Regions from separate parts of the Mus musculus genome. Here region 2 is linked to region 1. The links are chromatin loops, found by intact Hi-C in ENCODE. Cell type or tissue: heart. All regions are shown on one strand.

Region 1 (8,000 bases):
AGGAGGCCTGAGAATCTGTATTATTATTTTTTTTAAATAAGGCTTACAAAAGATTTTGACAAATTGACCGAGTGGGACAATCACAGATTAATTCTGCCTTCAAGAGGTGTATGAGATCTTGCCTTTTAGATTTTAATAGTTTCCACAGTGAACCCAGCTTTAACCAGCCATTCCAGCAGTTAACCCTTTTGACTCTTAAAGAATTCAGAAATTGCTAACATGAAAGCTGTAGACTGTGATTGGATCCTTCTTGTGCACAACTGCTTCTAAAAAGGCTTCATGTGTGAGTGATACCTCTACCCCCTCTGCCACGGATTCTTCTTCAAATGTTATATATACATATAAATTTTGGATTCTTTATAAACTTTTCCAGGTGTGTGTGTGTGTGTGATTGTGTGTGTGTGTGTGTGTGTGTGTGCCCTCTAAGGCATGATCTGGATAGGAATGCATTCTTGTGCTGTATTTACAGACTGTATCTGTTTTCTTTCTTGATGTCTGTCCGGATGTCTCACTGATCTGTCCCCTCCACTCCTGAACTTTCTGGATCCTCCTGCTCCTGTCTTCTCTTGCTTTCCAAACACACCTTGAAAACAAGAATGTCCCCCGTCTGGCACTTTCCCTCTGCACCGGTCCACTGTATATGTAGTAATTGGGACAAGCCACTAAGCCGGGAGCCAGAAAACCAGAAATCTCCTCCAGCTCTGTTATTAATTGATTTGGTGACCTTGCAGGGGAGCCCATGGTTTGGTAGTTCACATTCTCATGGACTTTGTCACCAATCACAGGGCTGGTTGCAGAGTTGGGACTAGAATTTCTTTGTTTAAGGCCTCAGGTCCAGGGCCTTGTGTATCGTCCATACTGCTTCTGTCTTGTGTACAGATGGATTTGTGTACACAGAAACACATCCTTGAGTGCTTACTGTTAGTGTATGCTACAGGGAAAGAATTGTGCCTCTGCTTGTCTGTGTTCTGGTACCCACATTTCTACCCTGTACTTGGCATGGTTCCTTGGCATCTCATTGGCATCCTGTGAAGACGTGTTCATTTGAGCCAGTACCTTTCAGTCCTTTTTCATTGTAGGCCACAGTGGTCCTGCTGGATGCCTATTAAGTGGTGTTTGCAATGAGGCTCTGGTGTCTTCTCTTCCCTGACCTCTCCTGCTCCATGTGGTGGTCACAGGTTAACACTCACTGCACTTTTGTTCACCTTTTCTATAGAAGGCTTTCATTTGGGGCACAGCTTGGGATCATTTCTGGAATAGTATATTTTTCTTTGGGGTCAGCTTTGTTTTGCTATTTTTGAGCCTTTTCATCTTAAACTTGATACTGCAATCCTGTGCCAGACAACCACATGTGATTGGCCTCTGACACACAGATCCTGCTCCTTGAGAGAGGTGCTCTGCCTCACACACACAGCCCTTTTCTGTCCTACGGATGTTCACGGCATGTGTCCAGTGTGCAGAGGCACCTGAGCGGAACGCCTTGGTTGAGCACCTGTGGCTTGCTCAGTGTGCCTACAGACTTATACTGCCTGGCGCCTTTTGAGACAGGGCTTTGGAACCTTGGTCCTCCTGTGTCAGCCTCTCGAGTGCTCGTGTTCAGTGTGCACCATCATGTCTCACCTGGCTTTGTGCTAACCCATCCCCTGTTTTTACCTAAGAGGTGGGTCAGGGTTACCTCTTTGTTGTATGTGCTGATGGGGACTTTAAAGCCCTCTGGTGCTTCTCTCTGCCCATGCTAGATCTGATCTCTACCTGGCAAGGGGCAGTGTACCTGTGTTTCCTATCAAGAGGCAGTCTTTGACCTCTAGTTCTTATATGCACCAAGTTTCTCTCCTCTTGTTTCTATTCATTGGTATCATCTCTGGATTTTGTCCTCAGAGTCCTGAGCTTTGTGTGGGTGACAGAAGTAAAAAAGAGCAGGCTATGTACCCTTCACTGAAGTGACACCCACTTGTCCATAAAAGGAGTGGAACTTGTGAAGAACGTTATGTTCTTCTGTCTGGGAAGGCTGTTCAGGTGAACCACCTTAGCCCTACGTCTTCATACCTCCCTGTCCAGATAGGTCCATGAAGAAGGAAAGAGTTTGTCCAGCAGCTTCCCTGGCTCCTCTTACGAAAAGAACACATGATTGTCCTGGGTAGTGTGACTCAGTGGATCTCAAGTTGTGTCTGGGAATTTGTACGTTCTAGTTAGGGGTGGGGATGGCTCAGTGTGTAGAGTACCTGTTACAAGCAAGAACACCTGGGTTTGGATCTCCAGCACCCACATAATAAGCAGCTGTGGTGGTGTTTATTTGTAATTCCATAGCTGGGGGCAGAGACAGGATGATCCTGGGGCTGTACCAGCCAGTCACTCCAGATGAAACAATAAACTGTATCCTTTCCCAAAAAGCAAGGCAGATGGTGCTGGAGAGATGGATCAGGGATTGTGAGTGCTTGCTGATCTTCCAAGGTCACAAGTTTGATTCCCAGCACCTGTATCAGGTGCCTCATAACTGCCTGTAACTCCAGTTTGGGGGGGGTGTCTGATGCCCATTTCTGGCTTCCATGGGCACTGACACACACATGACTTACACTCACACAAGCATATACATAAACATAGCTGTATGCAATACAGTGATAGCTTGAAAAGGAGGCCATCACTTGCTCTGCTGGCACTGCAAGGCTAGTAATGTTGCCTTGTGCTTTTAAAGAGCCGGTCTGTGAAGTCTATATTTTAGGACTGACAGAGGTATAGCGTGTGTCTTTAAAGGCAGTCTCCCTCCCTCCATCAGTGTCACTCGGATAGATCCCGGAATGCACGGATTTCACACGAAGTGCTGTCTTTAGCCCGGGTGATTGACGCTTCCTCGGAGGATATCTGTTTTGTTAACCTGTGACTGCCTCTCTGCTGGCAGCTTTTCCCTTGAGTACAGGAGCACGGAGAGAGAGGAAGACAACTTATTTCAGCCTGTCCTGATTTTTTGAGAGAGGGTCTTACTACTTTGTAGCCAGAATTGGCTGGAACTTACTGTGTTCGAGGCTGGCCTTGAACTTAGAGTGATCTGTAGGCCTTAGCTTCCTTCTTATTTCGATTAGAGGAACAAGCCATCATTGGGTGGCAGTACTGACTTGGGTTGGGATATTCTCACGTGGTGCATGAGGGGAAGGGAGAATGATGAGCGTGCCAAAGGCCCCCTACATGGCACGTTTAGCAAGAAGGGCCCAGGGTCGCCCTGTTACCATGGCACTTCATGTTACCGCCTCTGATGGAAAGAAAGAAGTGGCTTCAGAAGTTGTTGGCTGTCCTTTGGGCTTCGGCGGGTCAGACTGCACAGTGTTCCCTGGCAGCAGCAGGAGGTTTGCCGCCCCTTTTTGAAGGGATTCTTACCTGTTTGCCTTTAACACTGTGGCCTTCAAAAGCGTGAAACAGAGAAAGAGGGCTCTTGGGAGCTGGAGTGAGCAAAGCAATGATCGCATTCATTTTTTATTGTTACTTTTGGTCAGTGTGTTCAAGAATTCAGGGTCACTGCTCAATTGCCTGCAGGACTCTCAGGGACTGGGCTCCAGGGCATTAGAAGAGGGACCCAGGCCCTCAATGCCTGGCTTGAAGACCAAAGTGCCAGCTCAGCCATCAAATTGGCCTGCAGTTCAAGGGGTCCAGGCACATTTGCGTAGAATCCTCTGAAGACTGTGGGCTCTTAGAGTGATGCTATGTTAAGGCCTTGGGTGTGTCGTCAGGCTTAATTGTTTCCCTTGGCATCTTGGGGCAGGCAGTGCAGGGAAATATAGTCTCCAGGTATGTGGGAATTGTACCCAGAGTGGAAGTTAGGCTCCTGCCCCCAGGACTGATAGCATCACTGAGATGAGGCAGAGAGGTACACGGTGTGTAGTTTGAAAGCCACCTAGCCATTTATTGAACTCTCTGAAAGCAGTTTCCTGCAGTCTGGGTAACTAAGAGCAGTGGGGTTCCTGGGGAGTACCCAGGAGAGAAGAGCAGCCCCAGCTCCCCCCACCCAGGGGGGCTTGTCTGCTATTTTGCACAGTCCGCTATTTTCTTTTCTCTGTTGTAACATAGGAAAAGAATAATCAACTTGCCTTGGTGAGAAGAAGACAAAGACCCCCGTCTGGTGGCGGGTGTGAGTATAACATTGGCAGAGGTTGTGGTGGCTATTAGTGGCTCTGTGGTGAGAGAGCACTGTGTCCTCAGCCCTGCATGGCAGGCTTGCTACAGGACATATCAGGGTGGAAACTGTCTTCCTGGGAAGATCCCAGTTCTCAGCGGCAGTGGCTGAAAGACCTCCTCATCACAGGCATGGGGTGTGTGTGGTGTGGACACACCCAGAGTCGCTGCTGCTGGTGGCATTGATTAATCAACGCTGACATAGCCCTCACCCTGCTTTACTTGTCTTGGCAAAACCCTGTTCTGCCAGCTCCTCAGTACTTATGTGGTACCAGGAGAGATGGAGCAAGGTCCTGGTGGTTGCGGGGGCGGTCACTCCACTGTCCTCCCTCTGCTGTCTGGAACTGTTGGCTGTCACCTTGGTTGACCAGATGACTTTTCTGCCAGGTGTGGAGGACCTGGGTCCCATCTTCCAGTGGACTGAAGCCCAGTTCCCTGGAGGCCTGCCAGCGGAGATCTCTAGTCTCCAAGTCAGTTCCTTCTACAGATTGCTGGCAACTGAATAGTAATTCTGGGTTCTTTGAATATATCAGACCAACATCATGCCAGAGTGGACTCATTGCCACACAAAGACTGGTTGGGTGTGTGGTGTTGCAGAACCTGTTTCTGGGGTAAGAGTGACTCTCCCACTCACAGACATGTTTATTCATATGAAGAAAGTATGTGTGTTTTGTGAGGCCAGAAAAACACGATGAGAATATTTTGATTGGAGTCAGATATTGTCTCCTTAATAATACGTCTTCATTTAACAAATAGCACCCCCTTTAAATGCAGCCTTGCTTGCCAGGTAAGGTGTTGAAGACACAGCTGTGGTTGTATTCTAAAGTATATGTCCTTTTTCAGAGGCAGGTGTACTTTTAAATGGTGTGGTTTGCTTCCTTTTCATTTTGTGTTCTCCTCCCTGCCCTCCCTCCCCTCCCTCCCTTTGAGAAGATTCTGCATCGGGTGTAGGTCACAAGCGTTACCTAGCAGGAGAGAGAAATCTTGTCTGTTGGGCTCACGAGGTGTCCCAGTAAGAATAACCGAATGCTGTCTACTTAGGTGGTGCCTGAGTTAACTCCTGCAGAGAGAAGGTGGAAAGGTGCTGGGAGCCTTGTGTGTTTCTGGGCTCTCGGAGCCTTGCCTTTGGAAGCTATTCAGTCTCATTGAGGTTCCAGGACAAGCTATCTTGCTTATTCATTTTGTATGTTTTTCTTTGAAGTGTACATGGCTGTTCATTTGCTGACTCTTCTTTTAAGTGGCACACATTTACCTTTAGATAGTAAATTTTTTTTTTGCAACATTTAAGACACTTCCAAATCTTTATGAGGATTTAAAGGCAAAAGCTCAAATGGTGTGCCTAGTGCAAGGTTTGTCATTACGTCAGCAACGGCTGGGTGGGGTGTGCTTACCTAATTCAAGAATGCTGGAAACTGAGACAGGAGGATTGCTGTAAGGACAAGCAGCTAGGCTATCTTGGAAGACCCCCTGTCCTCCCAAATAAGGCAAGCAACCACTTACAGTCCTTGCTCCACATTGCCTAGCCATTAAGGAAAATGGTTGTAACTAAAAACAAACATTGTAACAGTTTCGCTTAGGTAGGTTTACATAGCAACAGAATTATTCCTTATGTTTACACATAATTAACTTGTATTTATACTGTGTTGATTTTCCCTGGCACCTTTACAAGATTTTGTGTGTATATGTGCTTTTAAAAGCAGTCACATTTGGAATTCTTTAGGTATGTGTGAGCAATCAGAATAATATCACCACACCTCTGTTAGTGTTTTGGTATTCATGTATGTATTTTGTTATATCTTTTTTCACCCTTAGATTTTAAAAGCTCCTATACATTTGAAAGTCACACAGGCAGTTTTCTGTTTAAAATGTTTTCATACATTTGATTCTAGTAATTAAATAATACTAAGGAATGGACTCATATGTTTTGACCTCTTTCTTTTGACTGCAAATTTGGTTGGATCCAACTCCCCCCCCCCTGCCCCCCCGCCCTGTCCCATGTACAGATAAGAATCAGCTGCCCACCAGAGGAAGCGTTGCTCTTTGGTATTCCAGCGATTTCTAAACCTAAGAGAGTGGCATCTAAAAAAAAAAAAAAAAAAAAAAATCAGAGACAATTAACATCTCCAATAATCACATCGTTTATAAGCCAAACTTGTGGTTAACATTTTGATTGATACTTTACAGTATTTTTCCATGCTCAGTGTCTATTATAAAACTTTAATTGGGATTTTAACAGACATATAGTTTTCCACTAAAAATAATATGAACATTTCCTCCATATATGTTAGTAGCCTTTAAGAATATGACTTCAAAGGCAACATACTACACTATCTTAAGGGACTACTAGCCTTCATTTTTGTGGAAATCCATCCTTAGTTTCCAGGTGTCATAAATATAAAGAATTCTGTAATGTATATTGTTGCTGGGACTGGCTCGGTTAAGAGCACTGGCTGCTTTTCCAGATTCCCAGCACCCATCTCTGGCTGCTCGCAACCATCTGTAGCTCTAGTTCTAAGGGCTTCATACCTTCTGACCACTGTGGGCCCCACACACACATGCTGTGCAGACATGCACGGAGACACAGCACCCATACTCATAAAATAAAAACACATCTTTAAAAAAACAAATCCCTTACTTTCTACCAAAATCCAGAAGCTTTTCAGCCAAATGGTTGCATTACTTTTTATAGAGTTTGACCCAGTCATACTTTTCATTAGCAGAATATGAGGCTGCCAGCGCTGCCAGCCACCGACAGCCCTGGGATTCATTTAAATAACTCTTGTTATTACCTGGCAAATGGTGAATCCTACCTCATCTCTTGTTGCCTTTTATTAGAGCAGTATAGAAAAAAAGATCTCTGTGGATTCATTCGTCTAACGCCTCTTCTTCCTTTCTATCTCTTTTACTCAACTGAGTCTTTTACCCGTGAATTTTTTAATATATCTGAACTTTAGCTATTAAAGGCATTGGTACTTCACCTGCTTAAAACATATCACAGTATGCCTGTCAGTTTACAGTACATACAGGCTGGGGCTGGGATGGAGTACATGTATGACATGCATGACGCCCTGGGTTCAATGTCCAGCACCAAAAGCAGTCAGCCACACGAAACCCTCTCACTCTGTCTGTCTCTGCCTCGCTCAGTCGAACATAAAGACCCCAAATAAGCAAACTAGAATACCATACACAATACCAAGTTTAGTATAAGAAATGTCCTTTGATAAGGTAATAGTTTTTCATCTTTTGAATTCTGAGTTTTCGAGACAGGGTCTGCAGCCCTGGCTGGCCTAGAACTCAGAGATCTGCCTGGGCTCTGCTGGGATTCAGGGTGGATGCCCTCATACCTTGTCCTTGGCCATTTAAAAAATACATATATTAAGTAGTATTTTCTATAGCTACTTTAAATTCCATTTTTGGATGTAGTTGTTTAGTTCTGATTTTTTGAGAGTCTCATGTAGCCCAGGCTGGCCTCGAACTCAGTACAAAGTGGAGGCTAGTGTTGAACTCTTGATCTTCCTGCCTTCATGTCCCTAGAGGGGATTATAAGTATGGATTGCCATTGCCTGGCTTGGTGCTCTCAAATTTGGATCTGACTTTACCACACAACAGCTGCTTGTAAGTTATATGCATCAAGGAACCGTACGTTTACTATATACTGGGTTTAAGAAGAGACCTTGGGGGCAAATGGTATGTGGTTCCACTACTGTCCTGTTTTTCGGAGGGTGCAGAAATGTGTGGAGCACATAACACTCTGAAAGACAAAACCAGCATCCTGTCCTCTCCACTCACTGGGACCTAACTGGTGAGCCTGGACAGTGGTCAGGGCAGTCAGTTCAGGC
Region 2 (8,000 bases), 400 kb after region 1:
GTTTCCCCTTTTCTCCAAACTGCTGTGGCCCATTTCTGAAGTATTTTAACGATGAGATGCTTTCCGATGATTCTGCCGTCCTTTCCAGCCTGCTTCAATGTTCGCTGAGCCTTGGGACCCGGGGCTTGACACGGTCAGCACTATAGTCTATTGCGTTATTTTCTGCCTGCTGCAGAGAGAAGTTTCTCTGGCGAAGGTTGACAGCAGCACTGAGCTATGGGTAAAAGCAGGTTTTCTGTCTAACAAATATACACGTGAGTAGAGTGGAATAATGAACTTAGGTGTTCAGCATTTTAGCAGTGGCCGATATATGGCCTTTCCTGTTTCATCTGCACCCATCTAAGCCTCCCTTCCTTGGAATTGTGTTGAAGTAAATTCCAGACGTTATCCTCTCGTCTATAAATATTTCATATATTGATGATAAAGGACTCTTTGAACTTACCCAAATACCAGCATCATAAAGATGAACAGTTCTTGATATCAGATAGCTAATCAGAATTTTACAATTACTCAGTTGTCTCATAATTAGCTTTGGCTTTGGTTTTGGAGGGTGCCTCACGGTGTAGCTCAGGCTGACCTTTGATTTTTAATGCCTGTCTGTGCTCATTGCCCAACCGCATAGAACTTGCTTTTGTAGTATGGTAATTGAGTTGGGGTTCTGTAAGTATGTATGTTGAGGTTGGTTGATTTATTGCTTGCATTTTGACCTTTGGACTTCCCTCCCTCTTTTCTTCTTTTTATCATATTTTTTTTCTTGCTGTTTTTGTCATTGTTCTCTTGGTAAATCAACTGGAGATCATGTGTCTTATTTAGTTTCTTATGATCTGAGTTTTGTGTATCCTGTTATTTTTTAAAGAGATAAGAGTGAGTTATAGTTTTAAAAGTGTTTTCAAGTGTATGCAAGCGTTTTGTTTTGTTTTGCTTTGCTTTGCTTTAAATCAGTCTAGTTTTGGAATTTTGAGATGTGATGAGGCAGGAACATTTAGCTATCAGGTAGCTTTGCATTTCCTCCTGCTTCGCACTCACTGGACCCTACCCTGGCTGGTTACACACAGAGGTGTCACTTACCCAGCTGAAATACTCTGAGCGGAACATGCCAGCCATTCCTTGTCAGTAACACCAGGCAGTTATTTTGGGCAGAGAAGGGAACAGCATTTCTTCCTGTTGAATCTACATGGGAAGCTGGGTGACAGAGTGTCTGCTTCAAACTCTTTGGCCCTGCACTCCCCTCTTCTCCTTTGCTATGAAGAACATTTCTCTCAGGGCTACTCATTCCAGCAGAAACAGGATCACAGAAACCTTAATAGAGACCACCATCCCCCCATCAGTCCTTCCAGAACAAGGCTGTTATGAGCACGTCTCATCAGACACACTTCTCTTGCATTCCAAGTCTCTTCTTCCTTAAGCAAGATCAGTTATAAACTGTGTCTCTTTCTGCTGTGTATACCATACTCATGTCTAGAGAGCTTTCCCCCCACTTGGAGCATGTTTGTTAGTTTTGCAACAGAGTCTTGCTCTGTGGACCTGGCTAGCCTAGCACTCACTATGTAGCCCAAGCTGGCCATGTTTTCTTACTCAGCCTCTGTCATGTTGGGCTTCTAGGCCTGTACTTCCAGGCCTGTCTAGAGAATCTTTAAGATCAACCTGAGTCTTCCTCCTCGTCCTCTTTATCACATGACACAGAAACTGTATCCAAGTATGTATTGTGATTTTCATGACAAAACCGATGCTTTTAGGGGTAAATTTGAAGTGTGAAGGGATTATTTAAGATTGTTTTTTAGCCAGGGTGTGTGTGGTGGTTAATCTTCTGTGTTAGTTTGTCTGGGCCACAAGGCAGCAAGATGCATAATCAAATACTTATGGATATTTTTCTGAGATTTTTTTTTAGGGGCTGTCGAGATGCATCAGTGGGTCAAGGTGCTTGCTGCCAAATTGTGTGTTTGTGTGTGTTTGTGTGTGTGTGTGTGTGAGAGAGAGAGAGAGAGAGAGAGAGAGAGAGAGAGAGGAGAGAGAAGAAACAAATACATACAATTTATAAGCTTTATTTTTTTTAGGTTATCCTACAGAGCTTCCTCATGACATCTGCAGTCACCTGTGCCATAATACACTGTTTGTAGTCACCCCGTTAAGGCGGGCTTGGGTGTGGTGAACATTCTAGATGGTGGCCTTTGAGTAAAGCAGACTAGCATCTCCCATGTGTGTGTGCTTCCTCCTGTCAGTTAAAAGACTACGGGGATCAAAAGTCTGATCCTCCTGAGCAAGGAGGACATTTCCATCCCATTGCTTTTGGTGTCTGCACTTCAGGGTAGAGTTTGAAACTGCCAGCCTGCAGAACTGCATAAGCGAACTCTTTATTATATATCTCTTTCTAAATATACATACATCCCACTGGTTCTGTTGCCTTTGGAGAAACCCTGACTAATATAGCATGGGATTTAGGAGGGCCAGAGTATGTCATAGATTGATCTCCACTCTCCTTTTGAGGGAGATGGGGTGGGAGTGTGTCTTGTTATGTCGGCTGACCTTAAAATCGAAATCGCCCTGCCTCAGCCTCTCCAGGGCAAGATCATAGGTGTGTGTTGCCACACCTGGCCCTGGCTGTCTGTTTTTAAGTGGTATTTTGAATTAAAGGGATGTAAAGATTGTTGGAGGGACCAATCAGAAGCCTGGGATTTAGGACCCACTGCTTCTGACATTCTGCCTGTTTCTCTAGCCCCGGTCAATTGCTCGTCCTCTCTCTCTCTCAGCCTCCGTTTGCTCTCATAAAAGTTCAAGAGATTTTCAAGGTCTTGGAGTCTGTGAAATACATTGAACAGAGAAGCCAGCTGCTGAGCAGGCAGGAGGACAGCCTCCTGAGGATAGCCTAGGGCTTCTGTTATGAAATAAGAAATGAAGAAAAACCAAAAAGCAGGTAGTAAAATGTAAGTCTTCAGGGGAGGAAGAATTACGAATGCTAGGTATTCTTGTTCATCAGGTAGACGATTCTAATCAGTAAAACAGAGCATATGGATGGATGGGAGTATTCACCAGCACCTTGAACTGTTTCATCCTGAGTCAGGATTTCCCTGGCTGGTCCTCCTGCCTTGACCCTTCAAATGCTGGAATTACGGGGTGCTTGTCCAGCTTCTCATTTGAAGGCAGAGAATCTAATTTTCATTTAGGAGCTGTCTCTATGTCACACTTATTCTTATTTTGTCTACAAGGAGTTGCATAGTGGTCACATGGTGGAAGCTTGACGGGTGTGACAGGTTGCACAAGCTAAGGGGTCCTGTCTGAGATAATGGACAGGAAATGCCTGGTCCCAAGGACATTGTGTGGTTTTCTGTGTCTGTCTGTCTGTCTGGTGTGTGTGTGTGTGTGTGTGTGTGTGTGCTTGTTCATGTACATCCATGGGCACGTGTGTCTAGAGACTGAATTCAGGGCCCCCCACTGGCTATGTTGTCTTTGGGCTCCCCTCTCCAGGTGAAAGGGCATTAACTACAGATCAGAAACCAGATTATTCTGGCTTCTTCTGTCTGGAGAGTGGTCAGTATTTAGTTGCAGGCGTGTTTTGCTGTTCTTTGTCTGGAACTCAGGTCCACCTTGCTCAGCAGTCTGCACTCGGGTCTCTGGCATGGAGGGGTGGGTGGTCTGTGAAAGCCAGCCAAGGTGAGGGTCCATTGGCACCTGTGAATGTGACACATGGGAGGAGGGTGACAAAGCTGCTGTTCCTTGTTCACCAGAGACATCATCTGTCCAGTAAGGTGAGTGACTGACTTATTGCCCTTTGAGCTGGCCAGTAAAGGTGCAGGGCTCTGAGACCATCCCCTCCCCACCAAGAAGAAATTTGACTGTTAACTCTTTTACTTGGTTGCTGATGAAGATGGACAAATGATTAACCCTTGCAGTCCCCAGTTGGATCTCACTGCCTGTCCTGAATACAGCCTTTTGCATAGCTGCCTGGAGTTGTTTTTACCAGTTTCTTCCAAATTGGGTGTCTTTGCTTGGACACATATGCAAACTATCCCTGGGGAGAGAGTGGTGGGCCAGGGGCGTGGGAAGCAGCAGAAAGAAGCTTCTAGATTCTGCTGCTGAGTTTCTGGCTCAATCTTGAGAAGGTAAGGAAGGGGCCCCCCGAGATGAGTAGGAGACAGGAAGGGCGCTTCGGTCTGGAGGCTGCTGAATGGAGCCACTCTTGGCCTCCTGCCCAGAGAGCACTTCCTTTCCCTGACAAGATGTCTCTGCTGGCCTGGCCACCTGCCACCTGGCAGTGGCCTTAGCACATGACTCCTGTCTACCCAACTCCAAGGGAGTGGGCAGGAGGTTCCAGGTTTAGCCTGCCTCTTTGAGTCACAAGGCTTTTTTGCTAGCTGCCCCCACTTGCAATGATATAGGTGAGTCTTAACTTTACCTAGGGGATGGGCCACATGCTCAGAGTTTGGTTTTTGTTTTGCTTGCTTTCCTCACCCCCAATACAGGGTTTCTTTGTGTAGCCCTGGCTGTCCTGGGACTCACTCTGTAGACCAGGCTGGCCTCAAACTCACAGAGATCCTCCTGCCTTTGCCTCCCGAGTGCTGGGACTAAAGGCATGCACCACCACTGCCTAGTAGTATTCTTAACACATAAAATGAGTAACCCACTTTCCTGATAGTTGTAGGATCTATGGAGAGGGACTGGACCAACAGCACGATAAGTTGCATAGGTCCAATCAAATGGGACACTGCCTCCCAGCCTGGGACTATTGAAGCTGGTCTCTGATCTCCCTGGGGGCAGGGCAGGGCCACTGGAGGGTAGGAGTTGCTAGTGCTCTGTCACTTGGTGTTATTTCTGGCCTTAATTTCTCTCTGTAAAATCCAGGGAGGTGGGAGGGTGGTATGGGCTTGACTGACCATCCTAGGAAGTTAGATCTGATCTTTGAAGGGGTAGGACCCCGATCAAAGGAATAGTTTGCAGGTAGCTCTAGAGGGGGCTAAATATGTCAGTAGACCCAGGTCAAAGTCTGATTTCTAGCTCTCCTGGCTTCCGCTCCCCTCTGCTCCAGTCTTCGCCTCTTCCTTTTTATAGAGATACTTTGTGGGTAGGTATGCACCTCAGTTGACTGAGTGAACTGTCACGGCTTGGGAGGCATACCTGATCTCCTGGGTTTGGGTCTCAGTGCTGCATAAGCCCAGCAGGTAGTACCTGTTATCTCAGGACGAGAAACTCAGCATTATTTTTGACTATGTAGGGAGCTCAAGGCCAGCCTCGGACACAGACCATGTTGTTAACATACAACAACAACAACAACAACCCCTCCCCCAAAGCTACTAGATCACCTTTCCCCCACTCTGTAGCAGTATCTTCCCGGTGCAATGACTGGGCATTTCAGATGGCCTTCAGATGAGTGAGGCTTTTGAGCATTTTCCTAGTTATTTTAAGGATGTTACCATTTTAAAAAGCTGGGACCATCGAGGAGGAACAAGGGACATGAAAAATATATAAATTTTAGAAACTTGGATTTAAATAGAGTTAGAGAGGTGCCCAGCTCTGTATTTAAGAGAAAGGCCATTTGAAGGTGGTGGTGGGTTAACAAGATAGAGCTCGTAAAACTGATTTAGTGCCTCTATTAACCAACTAACCTGGTTGTCAAGGACTCAAGACACATTCAAACTCCTTTTAAAAGTTATTTATTTTTATTGAATGTATGTTTGTGGCAGATCCCCTAGAAATGGAGTTACAGACAACTGTGAGCTGCCACGTGGATGCTGGGAATTGAACCTGGCTCCTCTGGAAGAGCAGCCAGTGCTCTTAACTGCTGAGCCATCTCTCCACCTGCCCTTCACCTCCCACATTTAAACTCTTAGAAGCAGGGATCCGACACAGTGCAGTGGCGGTGCTGGCTGCACCCTGGACTCTGTCCCATCAGCACTTGCTGCTCCTCTCCTTTGCCTCTGTGAGTCCGGAGAACTAGATGTGGAGTTAGTTTTCCCTGCTGGACAACTCCTTTTTCCCTTATTAATCTCCTCTCAGTTCTTACTGGGGGAGCAGGCTCCTTTAGCAACAGTATGCTAAGCCACACACACCCACTCCTCTGTTTAGCTTTAGACTGAAGTTCTGTGCTTAAGATGGATATTTTAGCAACTACCAACTGTTCACCCTATATCCAGCTCCCTTCAGCAACCACCCACAACTTGACTCTTGTCTTCACATGCTGAGTTGTTTATTAACAGCAGTAAGGCCAAGGGAAGTTCTGCCTGAAGCTGGAAAAATAATGTATTCCCAGGGAGTATAGCTGTGGACAGTGACTTTAGTTTACTGTGCAATGATTTAAGTCAAGGAACTTCATAATAAAGTAATTCATTATAAATTCTATTTACGCTGTATCTAACGTGTCATCAGCTTTAACAAATGGTAATTTATCAGGCTCTTAGAATGACTCTGCAAGTAGGAGGGAGCATCCTTGTTTTTATGGGCACTGAATTAGAGCTCCTCCAAGTCATGTGACTCACATAAAGTCAGGTAGCTGGTTAAGAGCAGACAGTTCAAGCGTGGGTCAGTCTGGCTACAAAGTGATCACTCTGCCCTACTGACTACTCATTATCCAACCCTGGCTGAGCACTCCCCCTCCCCCAAGAAAAATGTTGCTAGTTTTTGAGTAAGAGTAGGAAAGGAGTTGGAACAAAGTGGCTGAGTGTCTGTTGGTGCCCAGCGGACACTCCAGTTACAACCCCGACCCCCTTACAACCTCCCCAGGGGGTCGATAGCACTTCTGAAAGTTAAGTCCTCAGGAGTGACAGAACCCCAGCTGCTCGGCTTGTGAGTTTTGTTGCTTCTAGAATAATCACAGGTTTTCATTAACATATTTGATCCTACTGAAAATAAAGGCAACCTTTTTTCCTGGGTTAAAAAAAAAATACATGTTTACTGTAGAAAATGCAAATGCATACAAAAATGGTGACAATCTCCCAAAGTACCAGCAGCTGTTTGAGAAGGTCTGCTTTGTAGTTCACCTTGGTCTAATCACCTCTGTACTTGTTTCTGGTCTGTGAAGTTGAACATAGTCTATATCCTTGGGTTTTGGTAAGATAAGCATTACCAGCCAGAAGCCTCCAAGAAGTGACAGAGAGATGGTTAATAGTTTAATGATGGGCTCCTGACCTTTCTTTCTGTGCCTGTGTATATATGTGTTAACCTACACACGACTGTGTCTACATTAATGAAAATAAGGTATTTTAAAAACCAGCTGTAGCTGGGCGGTGATGGTGCACGTCTTTAATCCTAGCACTTGGGAGGCAGAGACAGCCGGCGGATTTCTGAATTCGAGACCAGCCTGGTCTACAAAGTGAGTTCCAGGACAGCCAGGGCTATACAGAGAAACCCTGTCTTGAAAAACAAAACAAAACAAAACCAACCAACCAAACAAACAAACCCAGCTGTAGCTTTTTATTAAATAACGTGTCTTGAAAATCTGTCCTTAACTCTAAATAACTTCTATCATAGCCTGATAGACAATCCAGGATGGGATGGTGTGAGTGGAATTGAGTCTGTGTGTGTGCGTGTGTGTGTGTGTGTGTGTGTGTGTGTGTTTGGGGGGAGGGGGCAGCAGGTATAGACTTCAAGTCTACTGCAAACATAAGGCGTTTAAAAACAAATCTGTTAACATTGTCGATTTGGGTGATAGGGGCTCTTCTTCTTTCCAGAGCCTACTTAACCCTCTGTCCCCTTGTGGTGAGGATGAAGGAGGATTCCTTTGGGAGCTCAGAGCCTGCCTTGATTCAGTGTGGCTGGCAGTCCTGTGAATTCAGATGCCAGCCTCAGTCAGGGAGCTCAGACCCTAGCTCTCTTTGAAGTTAGAGAAACAGAGCTGCTGCATTTGATCTGATCTCTGGGTGTACAGGAGGTCACCAACCAGAGCATCCTCTGCTTCTTGCTCTCCAAGAAGCTGTCATTTAAAGGTCTCAGCAGTAAAGCTGTACTCCTTCCCTGCCAGGTTGGACCACCATGCTCCACCCTTCAGGGAGGTGGGCTGCAGTCCCTAACCT

What was found. Hi-C counts contacts between places; a loop is a spot of excess contacts. Peaks named below come from ENCODE experiments on the same cell type or tissue, not always from the same donor. Only the 100,000 strongest peaks of a DNase experiment are listed, where the experiment ranks them.
Region 2: it touches region 1 in a loop (2.9-fold over the local background); 2 of 42 quality-filtered maps call a loop at or near these places.

Annotation. Positions count from the first base shown.
Region 1 is chr3:98,016,374-98,024,373 of GRCm38, forward strand. All of the region lies in intron 1 of Notch2 (notch 2), which reads left to right. It overlaps Gm40103 (a long non-coding RNA gene), which reads right to left. Exons shown (of 2, transcript XR_001783932.2): 2 at 5,933-6,240. Among named protein-coding and RNA genes, the nearest start is that of Gm40103, 5.7 kb to the right of the region's middle. In heart, a CTCF peak has its summit at 4,114; no DNase peak of the experiment used is centred here; H3K4me3 peaks cover 266 bases; H3K27ac peaks cover 2,275 bases.
Region 2 is chr3:98,413,333-98,421,332 of GRCm38, forward strand. The region is part of intron 1 of Zfp697 (zinc finger protein 697); the gene reads left to right. Among named protein-coding and RNA genes, the nearest start is that of Zfp697, 35 kb to the left of the region's middle. In heart, no CTCF peak of the experiment used is centred here; DNase peaks (open chromatin) are centred at 1,119 and 4,209; H3K4me3 peaks cover 583 bases; H3K27ac peaks cover 4,350 bases.